Linked DNA regions of Mus musculus: all the other regions are linked to region 2. The links are chromatin loops, found by intact Hi-C in ENCODE. Cell type or tissue: heart. All regions are shown on one strand.

Region 1 (8,000 bases), 96 kb after region 2:
TGGTAATTGTTCAGTAATTCGTGGACACAACACTGTATTTGAGATAGTCCTCCATCACTTAGTCATCTGGAAGGCCAGTTCCAAACTAAGCAAATGCAGTAATGCCAAGGGTGCAAACCAGACAGAGCCCGCCCTCTGCAGAGGTCATTCTAGCAGAGGCTTCATTCCCTAGCAGTCGAGGATGCCTCTTACTCTGGAGGCTTATGAGCAACCATCATCATCTCTACTCAGGGTGCTTACCTGAGATATGCATTTCTAACCATGGATGAGAAGTTTCCTTCTCTGTTCTCTGCATTTGCTAACTACAATGCCAGGCCAGGGTCCTGTGGCTTACCAAGAATAGACCTTGGAAGAGCCATCCTCCAGATAGGACAGTCTCCCAGAAGAGGTGGGACTTACTTCAATGGGACAAGAGGGACTAGTGTCCAGCCCAGCCTGGTTCCAGCATGGGATGTGTTTTCATTGTTAGATCACAGCCCAGCTAGCTACTCTCCCCTCTAATTCGAGCCACACTACCTGCAGTCTCCCTCTCTCAAAGCTGCCTACACAGCTGCTGTGGACAGACTCAAAACTCTCACAGAGAGCTGCATTCTCTCTTCCAGCTTGCAGCTGTGAGACAACCTTGAATTATAACTTAACTTCATCAGCACTTTCTGACTTCTAGCACATAAGCTAAGTCACATGAACCCTTCCTCTGATGGCTCTGAAACCTGTAAGAGTTGGAAACCAGTTTTGCCTGAAGGTACTGAAGAGTGTCTCCCTTCGGGATCGCTTCGCTCTGTCTACAGTGCAGAGCCCTAACTCCTTTAATATTCCAGAACTGAAGATTCTCTCCCCTCAGGACCCCCATCCTGGTATGCTCACCACCTCTCCCTCCCTCAGTTAATGCCCTCCTGCTTCAGAGCCTCATGGTTCAGAGCCTGTGGCTGTGAGCTTTTAACACTCTCAATAAAGCTTACCAAGAGGACAATTTTGTCTCAGAGTCCTTGCTGTAAACCTGTATCATTTTTTATTGTCTTTAAATTCATCACCAGATATACAACTGTCTCCATGAAGACTATGGAGATGTGTTCTCTCTACGTATGCATGTATATATGTGTGTATGTATGTATCTAATATCTCTATCTGCTTCTCTCTCTCCCTCCCTATCTTTTCCCTCTCTCTCTCTCCAATGAATAATGAGGTACACACACTCTAGATTGGGGCCAACTAAAGTCTGATGCTTAGTTCTATTGCTTACATTGGTCCCTGGAGCAGAGAGAGCCTCAGTTTCCTTCCCTGCCCATGCCAGTGTTGGAATTCTCTGCTGCTACAATTTCTGGCATCCAATGAGAAGCTCTAGTCCCATGAGGGATGACATAGGAATGTTCCCTTCCTGTACATGCAGGCCTGAAGTGACACCATCCTCAGGGGCATCTCCTGCTTGCTGAGAAGAAAGTAGAAGACCCCCAACTCTAAATTCCAAGCTAATGTTTCTCATAGGAGGGGACATCCTCCCTTGGAAGGGGGAGGCTAGGCTTGGAAGCATGACTTCATACAAGGTATTTCTAGAAAAAAAAAAAAAAGAGCTAGGTATGTTGATTCAAGAACCCTTCGAGATTACACTCATCCGGCAGAAGAGGCCATTTTTCTAAATTTGAAAAAAAATGTCCTTCTTCTTTGCAAGTCATTTCTCTTCTACTCGTCATATTATGATTAGAGTACTGGGGGAATCTCTGAGCCTAACCTGTGCTACTATGGCCACAGAGCCTGAGTGTGAGTCATGGCCTTGTGATCAATAATCTGTTGATCATTGCTGTAGAATTGACACAGGTCTCCCGTGGTCCATTCACAAAAAGGACTGGGGGCTCTTCTCTAACCCTCTGTGTGGGTGTCAGTGGCTCAGAGAATGCCTTCAGAAACCCCCCTGTACATAGAGTAAGACAGATGTAACACATGAAGCCTCTGGGGGAGCTATGAATGCCCCTCCCCCTTGATTGATCTCCCTTGAGCTACATGAGTGAACAAGAGATTAATAGGAAAAACAGTTTGGCCTCCAAGTTTGTGACGTGAACCATCCCGGGAGGGTGGGGGTGGGGGGATGAGACAAGGGAAACCTTTCTTTCGCTGGAATCTGTGAAGATCAAACAAGGTGACATGTTTAGTTCTTATCCCAGAAGGTGACGCCTGTGGAATGCTTGATGGGGGAGGGGGGTGTAACTACCCTGCCTATGATTCCCTGTTACAGGAGGTCCCCACTGGTCTCCAGCAGAGCACACAAGGTCTTATGTCAATTTCCAAGCAAGGTAGCTTCATCCCCATAGAGGAGGCTGAGATGTGAGCCCAAAGGGAATCCTTGTAGCTGTGAAAGAAATGAAGCAATTGGCTGAGTCTTCCTTCAGTCCAGTGATTGTTGAAGCAAGTTTAGTGCCCACAAAGAAAATGATGCCTACACTGATGCAGGCTATCTTCGGGGACTCCCCAAAGGGCTTTCAGGACTGTAAGTCCAACAGAAAGAGGAGAAGCCCTTTGCAAGTCAGAAGGAACATTCTTAGAAACATGGCAGAACCATAGATGTTTCCCTAAATTTAGTGATGCTATTAAGATTCCTCTGAAATGACTGAGCTGAAACGAACTTTTCTCCATGTGTAATTTTAATCAGAAATATGAAACAAATGTTGCTGAGACTTGCATTCCCACTGTCCTCCATTGACAGTGTTGCTCTGAGAAGGCAAAGAGCACACAGAGATGTGACAGAGAACACCTACAAAGACTCTAAAGATGTAAGAGTCAGCTCACAAGGAACAAATGGCTTGGTTAGTCTGTGAGGTTTGTAACATTACCCTAACGGTTGTATTTTGTTGTGGTTTTTATCATCAGGCTACACATGGAATTCATCTTTATCCTAGCTGTATTTTATAATTTTGGTTACTTTTCTTAGGTGCCTAAGACTGTAAAAAAAAAAAAAAAACTCCTATTTCCATGGTACCAAGACCTGCACATCAGTGATTTCCTTTTGGAGCAATGTATGTGGAGAGGAGCTGTATGTATGCTGCCTATGTTGTGCTCCCTTGATGCCCTAACTCAAGGGCAAGAGTATTTCTCTTAGTTCATAGCTTCAGAGGGCTCAGTCTGTTGGCAGCTGGTCTCTCGTGCTTGGGTAGTGGTACTGTGTGGTAGAAGGCAGCTGTTCACGTCAAGGTATACAGGAAACAATGAAGACACAGGAAGGAGCCAGGGATAATAGACTCAAGTGACCTACTTTTCAAACTAGGTAGGTCCTACCTCTTGAAGTTTCTAGAGCCTTCCAAACTAGTAGCGCCAGCTAAGGATCGACCATGCAATGGAGACAGAAAGGCATTCAGGAAAAGATTCAAGAAGGAAGTAGGAGCCACTGGAGGAAGCAGATGAAAAGAAGAAGCCCTGCCTTGTTAAAGACAGCAGGCAATAAATCGAGGCAAGGACAAGAGAATCTGGGGGACAGGTGGGCACAGTGAAGGCAGGTGTCAGCAGTTAAGAAAACCAAGCATGAGGATGACGTGATGAGACAGGAAGTGAAGAGAGAGCAAGAACGCAGCCCTGGGAAACAGAGTGGAGAGGCCTAATTGAGGGGCTTCATCTGTTTCTCCATCAGCAGCCTCCCTTAAATCAAGCAGATGTGGTTCCTGATAGAAGATGACACACGCTTTCTGCAGAGTCCGAGACAGGCCAAGCAGAGTCCATCATGCTGGGAGCAAACTAGGAGCAGGTTCTGGTGTGGGATCCTTGTCAAAAGAATGCCTCTCTCCCTTAGGACTCAGGGCTTTATCCCCCTAATTGAGCAAGACAACCTGGCTCAGAAGCCTCTGTCCTCTGTGCCTCTCCATCAGACTAACAGGAAGTGAGAGGAAGCCAGGGCCATCAAGCAGAAGGTTCTTGAACTGACAAGCAGACAGTCCAGTCCCTTTGAATTTCCACCTGGACGTTGCCTTGTTCTTCCTTTCTGGAGATAGCATCTGCTGCACTGTGACTTCTAGCTTGCTTCTGCAAGCGTTCATCCCTGGTGGCATTGCCATTCGCTGCTGTGCTGGACAAGAAAAGGGAAGAAGAGTGGGGAAGCAGCTGGCCAGATGTGCAAGTAGGGCTGCCTGCTGGGGTCACATCTGCTGTCTTCAGAAAGTGGGCTGCACATGAAGGGTGGGGTCTGCTCTCTGGCGCCCTCTGCTGTAGCTGAGAGATTTAGATATTGGAGTGGGTGGGTTCAAGAGTGGAATTGGCAGGCAATGGCCATATGAGTCTCAGATGGCCAGGGTGCATGTTGAAAAGATGAGTCAAATGGGAAGGTGGAAGGTAAGACTGAGTCATCTGTAATGAGCCACACCTTTCACATGTACCACGCTATAGGGAACCTAGAATTGTGCGTGTCAGAACAGAAGCGGATGTCAGGGCTTACCCAGTCCCATGCCTTGGCTTGCTAGATGAGCAACTTGTCTTGGAAAACACACTGTAGATAAAGTAGAAGAGCCATTGATACAGGCAATGAAGGACAGACAGCAGGGCCACAGGAGGGCTTGGAGGGGAGCCACACTTCCTTGCTTCATATAAGCAAGTGCTTAGGTGGGACTTACAGAAAATAGTGGAGGCTAAGAATGGACTGAGTCAGGGGAAGAGGACAGAGGAAAAGGGGCATCCTGATTCTAGGAAGGACATTGTACCAGAGTAGAGAGGATAGGACAAAGCTCTAAAATGTTGAAAGAGCAGGTGGTGGGCATGAAGATTATACTCTAAAGAATCAGCTAGAACTTCAGTGTTTTCCTGAAGTTGCCGAGGCAGTTGAAATGCGTATTATGGGAGCTTGCCGTCAACCTGGATGGACCAGAGACATCCAGAGACAAAAAGGTGAATAAGCAGGTTTTTGTATGTCAGGCATATTAAATGAAAGAAGCTCACTTAAAGACACATCCTGGTGAGATATTTTTTAATTGCAAGAAACACTTTTAAAATCTCACATGAGCCAAAGCAGTAGAAATAAAGAGCTTCAAAAGAAATATCCATCAAGTTGGCTCCAGAGGCCATTCCTCCAAAACCCTAGAAGAACAAGGATTAATTGTCATAGCCACGGTATTTTGAAAGAGAAGATGGTGACCTGAGAATGGGAAATCCAGCCAAGCCGTCATTCCAACATGAAAGCAGCCCAGAAACACATCTGCTGAGGGAATACACCACTCACATACCCATGTCTTAGGTCAGGTTCTCTGGAAAGCAGCCCCAAGATGAAGGGCTGCATGCCTTCTTTGCAGGAGCTTAACAGAGAACAGGTTCCTGGGAGAGGGGAAGGAGAACAACAGAACTGAGAAGGAGAAACTGAGCTACAGTAAGCACAGAGCATGGAGGCTCAGGGGACACAGTCACCCACCATGGTGGAAAGGGAGCTCTGGGGCTGAGAGACCCCTTAAGACTGTGCCTGCCTGGACACAGAGACAAAATGAGCCCAAGCTCTGCTGAGTATAGAGTCCTAATGCAAGGGCATGGTCTTGGCCCAGGAAGTTCCCTTATATTACCCACAATTCTCAGAGAGTCACTATGTAAGGCCATAAGCATCAGAACTAAGAGGACCTGGTAGTGCCTTTAATTCTGCCTTATGGCATTTTAACCCTGGCCAACTGGCAAATGAACGTGCCAATATAAAATACCACGGTTTTCTTATTTTTTCTTTTAAAATTATTGATTTATTATTTTATTTGCAGGAGTTTTTGCCTGCATATATGTGTATGTATGTATAATATATATGTATGTATGTATGAAGAGTCAGTCTCTCTCTCTCTCTCTCTCTCTCTCTCTCTGTGTGTGTGTGTGTGTGTGTGTGTGTGTGTGTGTGTGTGTGTTAGGAATCAAAGCAGGATCCCTCACAAGAGCAACACATGCTCTTAACTGATAAGCCATCTCTTCAGCCCCTCCTAATTCCTAACTCCGAACTTTGCTTGGTTATAGCTTTCAAACTGTAGAACAAAATTTGATCCTTTGGCTTCTCCATCTTAATTCTCACTTCCATAAGTTCCTCCCACAGGCCAGTCACATCTCCCACTGCCATTTAAGATCAGACAAGAAACTGCTGAGTTTGAGTGTCTGTCTCTCAGTCTCTTTCTCTCTTTCTCATTTTCTCTTTCTCTCTATCCCTATCTCATTTTGTCATCAATGACTAATGCATTTGTAAGGTTAGTTGTATGGGCAGGGTTTGCAACAGCAAGACTTCCATTTATCTCACAAGAAGCCAAACTTAAATACAACAAAGCCATGACCATTGTTTTGAGGCAGGGACTTAGTAGAGAGTTTCTGAATCCTCCGGAGCCTTATTGAGTCGAACAGAATTCCATTCCCACAAGTGGGATCATCTGAGGTGGGTCCAGTCTGGAAGTCTTCATGCTGTGAGGAGGCACAGGATGAAGACTTAGCTTCTATTTATTACACCTGGTTTTTTGATATGAAGAAAATGTTACCAGGTGTGATGACGCACACTTTTAATCCCAATGCTTTCAGGAGGTAGGAGACTGGTGGAGTTCAAGGCCAGCCTGTTGCACATAGAGAGTTCCAGGCCAGCTGGAGCTCTGTAGTAGAAGCCTGTCTGAGCACACACACTCATAAAAGAAAAAGAAAAAAGAAATCCCGTTGAACTGATTCATACCAAGCAACCATTAGAAGGCATTTATTTCTGTCCTCTATAGGGAAAGTTTGCTGATGGCTAAGGAAAAGACCCAGTTCATCACCAGGCCCCTCCTCATCCCAGTCCCTGCCTAGGTATGGACCGCTTCTCTTCTCAATGTGTCTGACTCAGATTATGCCATTTGTGGAACCGGAATTCTGTTCAGCTCAACAAGGCTCCAAAGGATCCAGAAACCCTTTGCTAAGTTTCTGCCTCTAAACAAGGGCCACAGTTTTGTCATATTTAAGTTTGCCTTCCCATAAGAGAGATAGATGGAAGCCTTTTCTTTTGCAAATCCTGCCAACACAACCTACCAGCCTTATAAACGCATGAGCCGTTGGTTACAAAATGAGTCATAGTTGAGAAAAGAAAGGAAAACAACAGCACACACACAAGCTGGTTGCAAATGACCTCTTGGAGGTAAGTACTGAGGTGGCTTAAGCTCTTCTGTTTCTTTTGCATTTTCTAAATCTTCTTCCAGGACTGGAGAGATGGCTCGGGGGTTAAGAACATATACTTCTCTTGCAGAGAACATATGTTAGGGTCCCAGTACCCACACACGGTGTCCCACAGCTGCCTCAGACTCCAGCTCCAGCAGCCCCACCTCCCTCTTCTGGATTCCCATGGCACACCACTGCATGACACGTGCACACTTACACACATAAATAAAAATGAAAATTTAAATTAAAAAATGAATATTTCTCAGTGGACACATGTAATTTTAAAAATTAAACATTATTTTGAATCTATGCATGTGACTGCCTGTATTGTATGAACACAAATAAACTTATGTCAAGTATTAATATATCTGGATATAAACTAATGTGAGATATTTATACACTATATCTGGGAAGGGAATAAGATAATGAGTGACCTTATCTATTTTTTCTTCCTTCATTATTTCTGAGTTTTATTCACAATGTTTCCTCACGAAACCATAGAACAACAATAATTTTCTCAAAAGCCAAGAGAGGGAATTTTAATGTTTGCTCTGTTTTTAAGACCTCGGCTACCATTTCTCTACCCAAAGTAACAAGCATTCCAGAAAACTCTCTTTCTTGAGTACACTATCTCACTGCTACTGCTACTGGGATAAATAAAGCACTGGCATCCAGTGGTCTGTCTGGTAACAAGCATGAGCCTGAGCTTATCTGAGCCCAAGATGAGAGTGAGTGGTATAATCTCTCATGCTCCCGTGGTACTATGGAGGGCACTACTCAGTCTTTCCACAGTTGGAACCTGCATGGGGTCAGATTAGCTTGCCGTTCTGTATGCTGTGTAGACCTCCCCAAGTGGTTCTTTCAGACCTGAACCTGAGGATGTGAACCTAGGCTGCCACAGG
Region 2 (8,000 bases):
AGAATGCTCAACAATTTGCAGAATGACAGAGTAACTGTCCTGGAGTTCAGTGGTTAGGAAGGCGTGGCGTGAAGCTTGGAGTTACTCTTCTGACCCAGGAGTCCAAAGAGTCTTCACCAGATTTTCATATGCCTTGCTTGCTTACCTGGGAGCATTTCCTCCCACACTACTCTCTCTCTCTCTCTCTCTCTCTCTCTCTCTCTCTCTCTCTCTCTCTCTCACACACACACCCGTTGTCTTCTCCCCTGTCATTTGTTAGACACAGTAAGCTACCTTCTTCTCTGTGGATGACCTCATCTACTCTGCCCCTTCAGCAGGGTCCTTAAGATGCAGTTAACATATTTCATTTTTCTTTTATCTGATCAGAAATATTGGCTTCCTTAATTCATCCGTTTTGGCTTTTCCTGGGTTAATATCAGATGATGTAATCCCAATAGCATAGCTTGTCATTTCCAGGGTTTCCCTCTTTCTTGCACTTGGGGTACAAGTGGAAAAGGCACAGCTCTAGCACTGGGGTATGTGTCAGTCAGTCTTTGTCAACTTGACACAAACTAGGACACTTGGGAAGAGGGAACCTCAAATGAGAATTTGCCTTCATCAGACTGCCCTGTTGATATATGGGGGAGGGCATTTTCTTGATGATGGATTGACAGATGGAAAAATCTAACCTACTAGGGGTGGTACCACTCCTGGGCAAGTAGTCCTATGTTGTATAAGAACGGCAGCTGATGTCTCTAGTGAGACTATGCCGGGGCCTAGCAAACACATAAGTGGATGCTCACAGTCAGCTATTGGATGGATCACAGGGCCCCCAATGGAGGAACTAGAGAAAATACCCAAGAAGCTAAAGGGATCTGCAACCCTATAGGTGGAACAACATTATGAACTAACCAGTACCCCGGAGCTCTTGACTCTAGCAGCATATGTATCAAAAGATGGCCTAGTCGGCCATCACTGGTAAGAGAGGCCCATTGGACTTGCAAACTTTATATGCCCCAGTACAGGGGAACGCCAGGGCCAAAAAGTGGGAATGGGTGGGTAGGGGAGTGGTGGGGGGGAGGGTGTGGGGGACTTCTGGGATAGCATTGGAAATGTAATTGAGGAAAATACCTAATTTAAAAAATTAAAAAAAAAAAAAAGAACGGCAGCTGAATATAAATCTTCAAAGAAACCAGTTAGCCTCATTACTCCATCATCTCTGCTTCAGTTCCTGCCAGGTTCTTGCCTTGGCTTCCCTCACTGATGAACTGTGTGACCTATAAGCCTAAAAATCCCTTTCCTCTCAGAAGTTCGATTAGGATTTCTTCACCGTACAAGAAAGATGAACTAGGGTTGGCAGGGTCTAAAAGAAATTGTAACTAACAATACTGATTTTTGATTATGCACCAAATGTCTTTTCTAACATGTTTTTAGTATAGAGAGTTAGGAAAATGTTAGGGGGGTGGGGAGAACAAAAATCCAAACAAGAAGCCCCAGCAGCACAGCTGTGTGGTCAGGGATCCTCATCTTCTCTCTGTGGGTATATGTGTATAAGTGACTTGGAGACAGAGTCGCAAGTAACTCAGGCTAGCCTTGAACTCTCTATGGATCCAAGGATGACCATAAATTCCTTTTCCTTTGTCTCCACCCCCTGAGTGCTGGAATTATAGGTGTGTGTCTCCATGTCCTATTTTTTTTAATGTAACATTGCTATCAAACCAAGGGTCTTGTACATGCTAGATCTAGGAGCTGAGCCACACCATCAAATCCTCATTTTATTTTTAAACGAGGGGTCCATCATACCTTTTTCAAGATTTTTGCCTGGCCTCTTCTACTTACTGTGGCCTTGCATGTGTTCCTGTCTTGGAGTAATAGACTACGTGCCTTGATCATCACTAAACACCGTTCTCCTGTGTACTTTATCTATCCATCCCATGTCTGCTGCACACATTTATTCTTGTTCCAATCTCTGTACTACAGTTGGCATCTTTACACGTTATTTTTATAGGCATATCTGCCCATTCGCTTAGAGAAAGCCAGCTTCCAGAAGTTTTATCCTTCTGGGCTTAGGGATGTCAACTTTCTAAAGAAAGACGATAATTCTCAAATGCTGTGGCACTGCTGAGGAACCTGAGATGATGATCATCCCAGGAGAACAGAGAAGCCTTGGTTAGCTCACACAAGGGCCACGCCCTGCACGGCTTTATGAGGAAAGGACAGCCCCTTCCCCTTTGCTCCAGTAGCGTGGTCATCTAGATTTATGTGCTTTCTCCATCTAATCTTTAAATGTTTCTCCTCCAGTCCCTCGGCCCCCAGGCACCCTCAGAATGTCAGCTAAGTACATGCTTCCGTTATGCTCTTGGAGAGGAATGGGAGGTCAGGGGTCAGACTACCTTGGCCTTGAATCCAGCTCCATCACTTACATGCAGCAGTAAGATGCTTGATGCCTGTGTTGTCCTCATTTTCCCTGTTTGTAAGGGGAGGGTACAAATAGAAGCACCTCTAGCTTGGGTCGGGATTACACAGGGGCTTAGAGCAGCGCTCACAGAGACACGGGTAGAAAACAGTAACTGCAGATAAGCATTGTCATCTATTTTCATATTGCTTGGCATTAACATCTGTTGCAAGTACATTTAGCACTGTGGTGTGCATAGGTGGGGGGAGAACTAGTGGATGAGACACCCCTGATACTCGCTCTGATCCTCCCATATCGCAGTTTTCGATTCTCCTCCCTCCCCTCCACTGCGGAGCTTGCTGCTTGTCGAAGTGTGGGTTTTTCTGGCTTTCAGACCTGCCCACATGTGCACGCTTCTCTTTCCCATCCCTCTTGGACCTGCTCTCCTTACCAGCTTATTTGTTCCAGTTAGAAGAACTGGAGCCTGGCCGGCAGCTCTTGCAGTTGGCTTTACCTCTGGGCCATATTGTAAAACCGTTCTCTGTTGCTTAGAAATCTCTTTGATCCACATCTAGATGTATCTTCTCTCCTAGCAGATGTTTCTGAGGAGTTAGAGGATTTTTCTTCTCCCAGTTGCCCAGACCCTGTGCCCCTTCAAGTGCACGTTCATTCAGGATTGTTTCTCTAGCTGACCACAGAGGAGAACCATCTGGTGTTAAGGTTTCCCAGGCCCAGCAGCACCATAAGTAGCCTGGCAACCAGGACATTCAACAGTGTTGACTTCAAGGGAGGAGGGGGGAAGATGTTAGAGATCCCTGCGGGGTGCAGATGGAGTTTCCTAGACACATTCCAGGAGTGCTTTTGATCCAGGGTAGACATGATATAGCTTGTACTATATCTATGGTGTGTTAGCAGAAATGTAAGCTTACCTGGCCTGTTATAGACCAACACAGAAGCAATAAGCTTGAGCAGACAACTGAAAGTTGGGGCACGCATATGTTGACTGGGGTTGCCATGGCAAAGCACCACACATCATGCATCTCTATTAATGGGAACTTATTTTTAACAGTTCTAGAGGCCAGATACATAAAGTCGGGGTGTGAGCGGCACCCGTGCTCCATCTTAGGGCAGTAAGGAAGCAGCTATCCCTGCCTCTTTCTTGTATCTGGTAGCCATGGGCATTTCCTAGCTTATCTATCCAGTGCTGAAACCCTGTCAGTGATGCCAACACATGTACTTGCCCTCGTGTTTATAAATACACCAGTCTTCCTGGGTTTGGATGGTTGTTCCTGACTTGACACTAACCGGATTGTTTCTGCAAAGCTTTTGCTTGTACATGAGGCAGCATGCTGAGATTCTGAGTTGGGAGGAGGACTCATATATATCTGCTTTGAGGAATCCAATTCAGCCCATGACAGAAGGAAAGAGGCTGAGGACCTGTCACCCCTGTGAAGTGTGTGGCGGAGTCAGACAGCCAATTATTTTTAGAATGAACCTTAACAGGAACATCCCCCCCCCTCCACCCCACCCCACCCCGGCACACCGGGGATCTTTTATCAATCCAAGAGCAAAGAGGAAGGTGCCTTCCTTCCTGGACTCAATTCAGCTCTTTCCACTTCCAGCACCACGTTTGCCTTTTACTGTGGGCAACCGGGGAGTTGGAGACTTGTGAGCGAAAGCAAGTAGGGCACAGTTGGGCAGAGAGGGTGGTGCAAAGCCAGAGGGGATGGGTGTGGGGAGGAGGCAGAGAGCAAGTTGAACAAAAGTTGGGGGAGGCTACAGAGGTTTAAGGTGACTGTGAATTCTCATCCCCACCCTGCCTCTGGGCTTCCTGAACTTGGCCTTGAACTGCCTAGGACTACAGCTTCTGTGAGGAAGACTGAGGCAGATGGTGTCTTTGGGAATCCCTTCCTGGCCAAAACAGAATTCTCAGCTGGAGAGCAGGAGGAGCAAATGGGAGCTCTGGGCCGGACCCCTGCAGGGAGCCCAGCCTGTCTTCCTGTGGAAACATCTTCAAGTGGGAACAGGGAGCGAGGCCGCCCTGCCCACGGGGTCATGCAGCACGCATCTGGCGCCTGCCTGAGTGTCTTTAAACTGCTCCCACCGCTCCCCTCCCAGCTCCTGGCTCTCTCCACATGGGAGCCTGCTACTCCTTCTCATGATTCCCATTACTCTCCGACTGTACACATCTGTCTTCGATCGCTGTCAGCTCTGGGAAACCATGCCAAGCTTCGTGAGTGCAGCCCAAGACTGCCTGGGTTATATACTGTGAGGCAAGCACGAGGTGAGAGGAAGACGCTTGTGACTTGGGGCTGCAGTGCCAGAGCCTGGCTTCCCCTCAGACTAGAGTAGGAAGAGGAGGAGGAGGAGGAGGAGGAGGAGGAAGAGGAAGAGGAGGAGGAAAGTCACCATAGAAAAAAGGATCCTTGGACCATGTTTAGCAGCCTGCCCCATCATGGTATTTATACCCATACATATAGGCATGAATGTAAAAATCACATACACACACAGACACATACCTCATTCGAACGCACGAACCACCACGTAGGCATGCTGTTCTAGATTGGTGACTTCCTGCCTGTGTGCTGGAAATTGTACAGCTGATGATATGCCATCCGTAGTCAAGTGGAGCTGAGTTATATATAGCTTCTTGGGATAAGCTGGTTCTTAGTGGTACAAGGTACATTACAAGGCCAATGTCAAGTAGCATCAGCATCCTCAGTCACCATGACAACCAGAAACACCTATATGCCTTTAACGGGCCAGTACCAACTCTTTCAAGGATCTCATAGGTCAACATGAGTTACTGAGTGGACGGGCAATGAATGATAGACCACTTGCATAATTTTTGCAATTTTTTCAACCTCAAAATTTATGAAATGCCAAGAACTGTTGAATCTTATACCCCAGGTAGAACTTCAAGTGTTCTTTGATTCATCTCCTGCTTAGGACCAATGGCATGAATTCCCAAGGCAGAGCAGAAGCCAACTCCTTGGGACAGTCAGGTGCACAAAATCGCTGTTCCATGCCTTCTGTTTTTATCTCTGGCTGTGAGCTCTGGGGCCACCTCCACCTCCCCCCGCCTCACTGGCTCTGTTCCTGGGGTCAGAGCTCTGACATGAATCTGTCAAGTGTCTGGCTGCTGGAGAGGAGGTTTATATAAGATTCCCTTCCTGTAGCTCAGCTCTCATGGGATGACAAGGACCAGATTCAGTATCTGTGCTCTGATATTTGCCAAGACTTTTCCCAGGCTTCCTGGAATAGACAGGGGAACAGAGCAAGCTTCATTAGGACAAGTGACTTGAGCCCAAGTTGACCTGTTGTTTCTAAATAACTGCTCCATGACTCTTGTGAATATGTTGCTAATTCACCCAAGAAAAGTGGCTGCAGGAAAAGAATGGTGGAAAGAGTGATCTCTTGTTGCCACACCCCACACCCTGATGGCTACAGAGCTGAGACAGCCCAGGGCCTGGGTGTACATACTTGCAAGGGACACAAGGACACCATCATCTGTCTTCACTACAGCATATAGAGTAAAGACACAGAAGAAATCTTTGGTGTCTTCAGGATTTTAGAGTGGACAGTATAGTTCCTGGTGTATCAGCAGATGAGATGGACAGAGGCAGAATTAGACAATAGCCAAGTGCTCCTATTGCCAGGAAGTCTGGGAACCTGTGATCAGGTGGATACTGGTGGCCCCTTTACTGCCTGGGCTCTACCCAAGACAGTCCTACCATAATACGCTGGTCTTCATGGAGAATTTTCTTTTTCTCTATTTCCACATTCTTGTTAGATGCTGAGACCCACAGCCTCCAGGCTCCCACCAGTGGGAATGGTGCCCTGTGGAGCCTTTGAGGATGTCATCTTCCTCAAAATCTTTCCCCCACCCTGGCTTTCCTCCTTCTTCTGTGCCATTTCTCACACCTGTTCCTGAAGTCCTTTCTCTTGCCTTCCCTGGGCTCACACCTCTTTCTACAGAGGACAGCCCCTCCTCCCAGTTGTCCAAGATTCCACTGATCTTAACCTGCATGAGGAGGACTCTCAAAATACTCAAGGACTTTCCATAAAGCTACACACCCACATATCCAACTGATCCTTAGGTGCTTACCCAAGTGACTGACAGATCCCTTAAACTTTGTGCTCCTTAAACTAAGTTAGGGATCTCTAAGTCTTTCCACTTCCAGTGAATCTTCTCTACTGTTTTGCATTTTAACAATGGAGTCACCTGCTCCTACTCAAGGTCAAGTCATAGGAGCCATCTACAGGTGATCCTTCCTCTCTGTCATCAGATAACGCAAACCCCTCATAACTCTAATCTCCAAGATTATTTCTTAATTTCTCTTATCTCTTCCTAAATGTCATAACCCCAATAAACTGTGTGTGTGTGTGTGTGTGTGTGTGTGTGTGTGTGTGTGTGTGTGTGGTATGTATGTATTATGTATGTATGTATCACCATTCTTCACATTTGGCAAGGCCAACTGACTTTCCTACATGAAAATATATAGGGTTTCGTCAGTATCACCATCTCCTCCTCCTCCTCCTCCTTTTCCTCTTCCTCTTCCTCCTCCTCTTCCCTTTTCCTCCCTCTCCATCTCTTTACTGCTGAGTCTTAGCACCTAAGTATTTGTTCCCAGCTTTCAGTGTCCTTGAGATAGCAGTTTGATCACGCTCCCAGAGGCCTTTCCACTCCTCTGTCTTAGACCCAAATCCTTGCTGCATGTTCCCATAACACTCTCATTGTTTCCTAACTGCCAACATTTCGTATTGTAGCTCCAGGCTCAACACCCCTGTCACTGGATGCTTCCTGAAGGTAGGAAATGTTTCTGGTGTTCATAGCAGCCAGTACCACTATGAACCTACTGCCAGCCATGTCTAATGCCTGGTGAATCCCAAAGAGTCAACCTCTAATTGTTGAAGGATGGATGAGGGAATGAAAGGCACTTTTTTAGTGAATACCTGGAAGACGATGAAAGTCCAGGGCTAGATTAAGGAAACACTTCCTCGGGGTAACATTGTGAATTCCCAGAACAAGTGACTAACCTCCATTCACTTTGGAAAACATTTATTCCATACTCCAGAGCCAGGCCAAAAAAAAAAAAAAAAAAAAAAAAAAAAAAAAAAAAAAAAAACACCTGAATGAAGATTAATCCCTTCTCACAAAGAGCTTAGACTTCCTTTGAAAATCCTTAAAAGCTCTGGAATCATTTTGACAGGTAAATAAATTGGCTTTTGTTTCTCTATGGCCAGTGGTGTACACACACATACACACACACACAGGCTTATGTACAATCATACATGTGGGGATGGACATCTGTGCTTATCAATGGATATGTCCTAGCCTCTCTTCTATTTCACATGATGGGAAGCCATAGCGCAGCCTGGGCTGTCTGGCATGCCAGGAAGATCCTCATTGGCTGTAGCTCTCAGGGAAGGGGCAAGTCTGGTTCCTACAGTGAAGTTTGTCCAGGACTCTTCTCTTGACACCCCACGTGGGGAGCACCTCTCTCTTGACACCCCACGTGGGGAGCACCTCTCTGGCCCTCTCCTTCCTGTCAGCCCAGATTTGGCTCTTCAGAACACGCTCTTTCTGTGCTTAGGACTCCTCTTGTTTTGTCTGACTTTTCAG
Region 3 (8,000 bases), 85 kb after region 2:
AATTCAATAAATACCACCTTCTGACTCTGTTCCTTTAGAAAACTCTGCTGAATTTATTGGGCTGCCTGAATTCTAGTTACAATAGATAAGAAAGCATTCATTCTGGATTACAGTTCAAGGTTTAAATGTCCAGGGAAATGGCTCAGTGGGTAAAGCACTTGCTGAGCAAACATAAGGTCCTAAGTTCACATCCCAAACACCAATGTAAAGAGCCAAGTTTGGCTACACACATCTGTAGCCCCAGCATTGGAAGACAAAGACAGGAAACCCTGTGCTGGACAGGCACCAATTGGTGTGTTCCACATTCATTTGTGCATTTGTGGGACACTGTCTCAAAACCTAAGCCATATGCATATTCCCACACATGTACAAATAAACACATACACGTTTACATAAAAAGGAATGATATACCTGAATGAGAGAGAGAGACAACATCCTCATAGAGTTCTGTCATGCCATATCAGTTTAGACTAAAAGGCACAGGATACAAGCTGTTATTCACCTTATTGCTCTCAGATAATATACCAGGGAAGCTGACCAGGCTTTGGATACACATGAACTGGGCTAATACTCATGTCCTCCAGAGCATCACAGATGGCCTAGAGGAACAGATAAGTCCTGCTCAGTACCCTCTGACTCTACAACCCTGGGAGCATGCTAGCTTCTATATTGCTATCAACCCCTGTCCTAGCTCTCTCCAATCACTGCCTGAGCCTACAGATCCTGCCTTCTCTTGAGTCCTTGAAGCCATGTCCATGTGAGGACCACAATATCCCTGAAGAATAAAAGGAGCTGTTTGAAGGAAACCAGCATATATTACACACCTTATGTATACTGGGCATGGGATGAAGCACTCTACATATACTGTCACCACAACCCTGGGATCGATGATACCTTACCTTAAAAATCAGGACACAGAGAACATATGTGGCTAAGTACGTCACAGAAAGTAGATCTCAGTCTAGTAAAGTCCTAAGAATTTGGATGCCAGTTTCCAAAATTAGAAGTACATCATCTCTTCGAAACAGCAAGACTCTCTGTAAGTTCTTTATTCTGAGAACTAGTCCAGAGAAAGCTGATTAATTGTACAACTACTTAGCTGCAGGAGAGAGCTAAGTTATTTGTGCATCCAACGAAGTGAAGGGCGCTTTATTAGATGTGAACACTGGAGATGCAGAAGAGAGGGAAGATAAAGCCCATTTTCTTTTGGAATTCACACTGTGGTGCAAGCAAACACGGAGCAAGAGGTAAGTATGCAGTGCTATAATGTTGTTTTGCTTTGGTTTTTTACTTTTAATTGGTTCTTTGTGAATTTCACATCATGCACCCCAATCCCATCCATCTCCCTGCCCCCTTATACCTGTCCTCCACCCTTGCAACCCCCCCAAAAGAGAAAAAGGAAAATAGTCTCACTGTGGAAGCTGTAATGTGTCACAGTGTGTCCCACAGTATACCCTTTTGTCCACACTTCTTTGCTTGCAAATGTTCATTGCAATGACTTGTTGATCTGGTATGTGGCCTCTGGCTTGTGCTGTTCTATCAATACTTGAACCCCACTGGTACTCCTCTTGGACATCCTGTTGTTGCCCCATGTCGTGGAGATCCTATAGTTTTGGATCTGTAGGAACAGCCCCTTCATGCACTCCAGCAATTTGTCCATGGGGTAGATGTTGGGTTGGACCAATTCAAAGTCCTGTGTCTTAGTCAGGGTTTTACTGCTGGGAACAGACACCATGACCAAGGCAACTCTTATAAGGACAACATTTAATTGGGGCTGGCTTAGAGGTTCAGAGGTTTAGTCCATTATCATCAAGGTTGGAGCATGGCAGTGTTCAGGCAGGCATGGTGCAAGCAGAGCTGAGAGTTCTACATCTTCATCTGAAGGCTGCTAGCAGAATACTGGCTACCAGGCAGCTAGGAGGGGGGTCTTAAAGCCCACACCCATAGTAACATATCTACTCCAAAAGGGCCACACCTACTCCAATGGGGCCTCATCTTCGAATAGTGCCAGTCCCTGGGCTTAGCATATGCAAACCATCACACCCTATATCTGGACCTGAGAGGTATCTGAGCTCAGCCCACTGGCTCCACTGTGCCCACACCACCAGGGCAAGCTCTCCTGCCCTGCCCCAGCTGACCCATCCAGTGCCACAGTCAGCAAGGGGGCAGAACCAGTGCTCCATTGCTACGCTCTCTGGTCGAGTCAACTGGACAAGCCGAGAGGCTTAAAAGTCACTCATGAGGCAAAAGAGTTTCAAGGAAGCTTTCCTCCTGGAGTCTAGCGCTCCCTACCCATACAGTAATTTTTCATTCCCACGTTCCATTCCCGCGTTAGTCTAGTGTATGGATCCACGTGCTCTCTTTCATTTATTTTCCTATCATAAGTGCCTTTTAAGATTGAATTCTGACATAGCTAAAGCCGTCCGCCAGTGTTCCAACATTTCTAGTTCGTCCTTAGCAAGACCTTGGGTTTGGAATTCAGTATTGCCCCTGGTATTACACTATCTCTTTGAGTAAAAGTTAGGTCACTGCCCTTCACAGGAATTTACCATCACTAAGGAAGAAAGAAGTTTCTGACCGTAGGAGAAACCAGAATAGATATTTAGAATTATAGCTGAGTTACACCTATATACAGGAATTTACAATGGTTTAGGAAGTAGATCCAGCTGTGGTTTTAGAGTATTGCATTATTCATGAGATGGTTAGCTAGAATGGAACTCCCTAGTTAGAACCATGACTTGGGTGTGAAAGCCCTTGCCCTAGGAGTGAAAAGTTCTCACACCTGGCTTCTAAGACTATAGTTGACCTTAGATAGGGCTGACTCTGTCTCAGTTATTTTATTGCCCAGTTCCTGCCAGTCTTTGCGTTTTCATTTCCTCTGTTCTGTGTAAGAGTCATTAAGCATCCGGTTACCTCATTTGTACCTTGTGGGTATGTCACCCAACTACCTTGTTGTCTTCTGCATAAAAAGTCTGATGTTTGATTTGAAAAATTACATTCAGATTCCACACAAACTCTCCTGCGTGTGTGTCTGTCTGTCATTCATCCACGCTTTGCCCACCTGCGTCAAGAGACCCCGTTCCACGCAGACACAGGGACCCAGAAGGTCTGCGGCACTCCATCTCTTATCCCCTTGGGGCTGGCTTACCACACCATCAGGCCCAGCTCCACTATACTACTCAGGTGAGGTGCCAGGCCCTGCTTTCCTGGGTGCTTCAACAGGTGAGGGGCAGGGCCAGTTTTCTTGAGAATATCAAATGCTTATGCACTGCTACCTGTATAGGACTGAATGGTCCAGGAGAGCCACATCTCTGTGGAGATGTTATCTCCTTTGTCGTCTGTTTCCATAGAGAAGGGATGGAGGACTAGGAAGAGAGCTCTGTGTGTGGATGTGACCTGAAGTGCCCCCTTTCTCCTGTCCTTTGACGTGGAGGTGCTTCTGGTTGTCTGCCTGTTTGAACTCCTGGAGCATACACCATTGGCTCCTCTTGACTCTTCATGTATGGTGACTCCAGTGCCTTCAGCTTTCAGACAGAAAGTTGTGGAGCATCTCAGCTTCTGTCACTGTGTGAAGCAGTTGCTTCTATAAACCTCATCTATGTGCCCAGAGTATCTTCTGCTCCCTGGAGAACTATCACTCATACAGAACTCACATGACCCTTTGACTCAGGCTTCACTCGGGGGAGAAACTGGGTCTTCCTGCTTCTCCTCAGCAGCTCCCTCAGGAGTTCCCAGTGCTGCTCCCGGGGGCTTCTGGGATTTGACTGGGTTAAAGGAAAGACAGTTGCATCCCACACTCTTAGCTTTAACAGAAAGCAGAAGGCGTGCTCTAAGGAGCATGAGGCAGGAAGAAGGCATCAGGGAGAGAAAGGGATGGAAGGATGGGAAAGGGAATGGATCTTGGAGCCAATCTTGTACACCATACAGGTGACCAGACATTGCCTCCTCAAGGATAGCAGTATGATCTGTAGCTATTCGCAGGATGCTGGGCAGCTTTGATCTCTTTATCAACAAAATAGAGACAAGAAATCTTATCTTGTGGCGTTGTTTTCACATGGCAGGGAATCATAAGCCCTTAGCATAGGAACTGGTGGTGGAGGGAACCATCTAGGGTCTCAGAAGACAAGGCTTGGAAGACTGGATGCAGTCTGCGCTCTCTTGAACAGATACTTCCTACTGGCTTCCTCTCGCCTTCAACTTTTCAAAGTCGCCCCTTTCCTCCTGTTTAAAGGCCCTAGAATCCTTTAGTTTTGTATGCAGTAAGGTGTGAACAAAACCATGGCTTGGGAAAAGGGTAGGTTTTGAAGCAATGAGCCCAGCTAAGAAAATTACCTTTCTGGGCTTGTTTTCAACTAGAGGTAGTCTTTAGCAATTTCCCAGATAATGATGTGTATAATGGCTCAGATCGGAAATCTCCCCAAAAGACTCACATGTTGTAGGCTGGGTTCCCATTGTAGCAATGTTCAGAGGTGGGACTTTGGGGCCATAGTCAGATCATGCGCTCTATGGCATTGTCAGTGGATTAATCATCTCTTCATATTTTTATGGACTATTCTCAGGTGACAGGAACTTGGGCAGTTCCTAGTTGAAGGGAATGTCTTTGTAGCTGTCCTCTTGGGGGTATATCTTAGCCTTACAGATATATCTTACACTCCCACTTCCTGGTGCCATGAGCTAAGCAGCTTTGATCCACTACATTGTCTTCATCATGATGCTCGCTTCACTACAGCTCTAATAAGAACTGGACTGAAGCCTTGAGTTAGGGTTGATATTTTCTCCCTGTTAGTTGTTTATCTCAGCAATGGAAAGCTGACTCACAGAACATATAGCCAACTTAGCTTCAGCTGATAGAGCCCTAGGTTTTAGATTTGTTTGTTGGCTTTCAGTGTGGTGGTGGTGGTGGTGGTGTGTGTTTGTGTGTGCATATGTGTGTGCATGTGGATGTGGCTATGTGTGTACATGCTCGGAGAAACTGGAGATCAATACCTGCCTCCCCAATTGTTTTCTACCATAATTTAATTTTATTCATTTCATTTTTATTGGAGAGAGAAGAGAGAGGAGACAGAGGGAGGGAGACTCACACAAACACACAAAGACAGAGATAGAGGAGAGGGAAGAGGAGGGGGGCAGGTTGAAGCTGAAAGGATAGCTTCCAGGAATTGAATTCTCTTCCCTCTACATGGGCTCTAAGGGGCTGACTTGGGTTGTTGGACTTAAGGGACAAGCACTTTCAACAATTAACCCGTCTTGTGGTATCTTTTACCTTAATTTTTGAGAGAGGTTCTCTCACTGAAGTGAGACCTCATTGACCTGTCTGCATCCTCCGCACTAGGTAACAGCTTTTCTCTTGAGGGCTGGAGAGCTGAGGTAGAGGTAGAGTCCTCATGCTTGCTTAGAAGCACTTTACTGAAGAGATATCATCTCCCCAGGCCTGGATCTCCTATCTTACCTCCACTTTACTCCTTCTTTCCTGTGGAGGAGAATGGTGTCTATCTAGCACTGGAGCCTTCTTATACCCATGCAACAGTCTTGATGAAGAGAATGTGCCTCCCAGCCATGCCCTTTCTACACTTTGAGACCATTTGGCATATACTCAGGACCCCGCCACTTTTTACTCTAAAGTCCTAAGCCCATTTCCAAAGCTGTGCAATGTTCCTTCCTGTATATTTCCTGCTAGGATGGACCATATCTTTATTGCATACACCTCTGAGTCCCAGGGTATACCTGAAGTCAGAGGAACAGATGTCTTCAAGGAGACTCTGATGTTCTCCAGTCTTGGGCAGAGAAGTTACCTCCCTTGTCCCTACTCAACACCACCATACCACTAGACCTAGTTCATACCTTCCCAAGAATTCTAGTTACAGAAATTATCTTTAATTAGATACATTCAGAATTTAAATCATTTGCCTTACTTCCCCTCAAATAGCCTTAATACCATTTTCACCATTTCTAAGGTCACAGTGATAGTAACCTGGCCTCTCTGGCCCAGGCAGGACAGTCAGGCGGTGTTGCTGGTGGCAGCATTTGTCTTACCTGGAACTTGGTTTCCTTTCATTTCAGACTAGTCCATCCCAAGCTTTGAGCTCATTTACCCATTTGCAATCTGGCTTCTTGGCTGGGATGAGGTTGATAGATTCTGGGCTGGAGGCATTGATAAGGAGACCTCCAGAATAATATAGGAGCCGCTGAAGTTATTAGCATGTGTCTGAGGCAAATCTCCACTAAACTGAAGAGAATCGTGCACCTGTTGGCATCTTGAGTTCTTTTCTCAGCAAGAGGGGTGGGGGGGGGGGGGTTGGGGATGCATTTGTTACCAGTGGCTGAGGTCTGAGATGGATATTTCCAGGTACTTGGCCTCTACTCAAGAATGAAGTAAAAGCCCACACAGATTATAACATAGTAAGAAAACTTTATTTAAAAGCCAAGCAATACTGTGGATCATTAAGGAATTACACTGCAAGGGAGCACATAAAAGAATATTCCACACAGTGAGAGGACAAAAGCACTCGAGGGGCTAAGTGATTACTTGGAGCCTTTTAGGGGGTTCAAGAGAAGGAGGGTTTTGCTGCTTACAAGCATAGTTTGGGAGTACTCGGTTTTGAATGACAAGTAACCATTCCCAAACTGCTCATGTTTCTCTCTGTACTGACAGGTTTTGTGTGCCAACTTGACACAAGCTGGAGTTATCACAGAGAAAGGAGCTTCAGGTGAGGAAATGCCTCCATGAGACCCAGCTGTAAGGCATTTTCTCAATTACTGATCAAGGATAGGAAGGCTCATTGTGGGTGGTGCCATCCCGTGGCTGGTAGTCTTGGGTTCTATAAGAAAGCAAGCTGAACAAGCCAGGGGAAGCAAGCCAGTAAAGAACATCCCTCCATGACCTCTGCATCAGCTCCTGCTTCCTGACCTGCTTGAGTTCCAGTCCTGACTTCCTTTGGTGATTAACAGCAATGTGGAAGTGTAAGCTGAATAAACCCTTTCCTCCCCAACTTGCTTCTTGGTCATGATGTTTGTGCAGGAGTAGCAACCCTGACTAAGACACTCCCCATAATGCATCTAATTTTAATTATACTCATGCCCAAATGTGCTTCGTCATAAGATGGTAAGTAGATGGTTTCCCCTAAAAGTTCACTTTCAGGGTGAAGTTTGCCTTATCACGAACATTCTCAAAACCAGTTCAGACTGGATTGGCCTTCCACCTTTCAAACCTGAATGCATTCAAAATACATTTAAATAGAAACTATAAGGTTTTTTTAAATTTTAATTATTATAGTTTTTTGTTTGTTTTACATGTATGAGTGTTTGCCTGGCACGCACAAATGTGCATACACCATAAGCATGCACCATGAGTACACAGTGCTCATGCTGGCCAGGGGAAGGCTTCAGATCCTGTAGAGCAAGAGTGGCAGATGGGTGTGAGCTACCATGTGGGTGCTAGCAACTGAACCTAGGTCCCTGGCAGAACAACCAGAGCTCGCAACCACTGAGCCAGCTCTGCAGCTCAGAAGCTTCAAGTGGTCGTTCTCAAGGAGAGGTACAGCTTATCCTATTGGTCAGAGGGGACTTAATTCAGTGTATGCAGGTGTTAATTCTATGTTACTAGGAGGTTGCTAGGTACATTGTTGTGGCGTGTTTGTGCACAGCACACAACTAAGAATATCAGTCATTATTAGAAAAGGGATGTGAATATTGTCTAAAACCATTCCCTATGCTTGCCTCCTTCATACTGAGTAGGTATAGAGATAACAAGCTTCGTCGTCATGCTTCTGGAAGAGACTGGTTTTATAAAAGTAGCAAGCGTTAATGAAAATGAATTTATTGGCATTTAAACTCTTACGTAATATTGACCAACCGTCAGCCACCTTGAGTGCAGAAGTGACTTTGGCTTAGTCACTCGTGGAAAACTTTCTACTTGGCCCAGTCCAAATTCACCTGAACCTAATTAAAAGCCGAGACTTTATCTCTGAAGCTTAGCAGAGAAGATGAAGGGCCAGCTGTGA

Evidence for each region. Peaks named below come from ENCODE experiments on the same cell type or tissue, not always from the same donor. Only the 100,000 strongest peaks of a DNase experiment are listed, where the experiment ranks them.
Region 1: it touches region 2 in a loop (1.9-fold over the local background); 3 of 42 quality-filtered maps call a loop at or near these places.
Region 3: it touches region 2 in a loop (1.9-fold over the local background); 3 of 42 quality-filtered maps call a loop at or near these places.

Annotation. Positions count from the first base shown.
Region 1 is chr6:126,042,267-126,050,266 of GRCm38, reverse strand. No RefSeq gene overlaps it. Among named protein-coding and RNA genes, the nearest start is that of Ntf3, 120 kb to the left of the region's middle. In heart, a CTCF peak has its summit at 4,182 (motif pointing left); a DNase peak (open chromatin) is centred at 4,056.
Region 2 is chr6:126,138,150-126,146,149 of GRCm38, reverse strand. All of the region lies in intron 1 of Ntf3 (neurotrophin 3), which reads left to right. Among named protein-coding and RNA genes, the nearest start is that of Ntf3, 23 kb to the left of the region's middle. In heart, no CTCF peak of the experiment used is centred here; DNase peaks (open chromatin) are centred at 2,309, 3,909, 4,489 and 5,509; H3K4me3 peaks cover 384 bases; H3K27ac peaks cover 3,724 bases.
Region 3 is chr6:126,053,632-126,061,631 of GRCm38, reverse strand. No RefSeq gene overlaps it. Among named protein-coding and RNA genes, the nearest start is that of Ntf3, 110 kb to the left of the region's middle. In heart, no CTCF peak of the experiment used is centred here; a DNase peak (open chromatin) is centred at 3,741.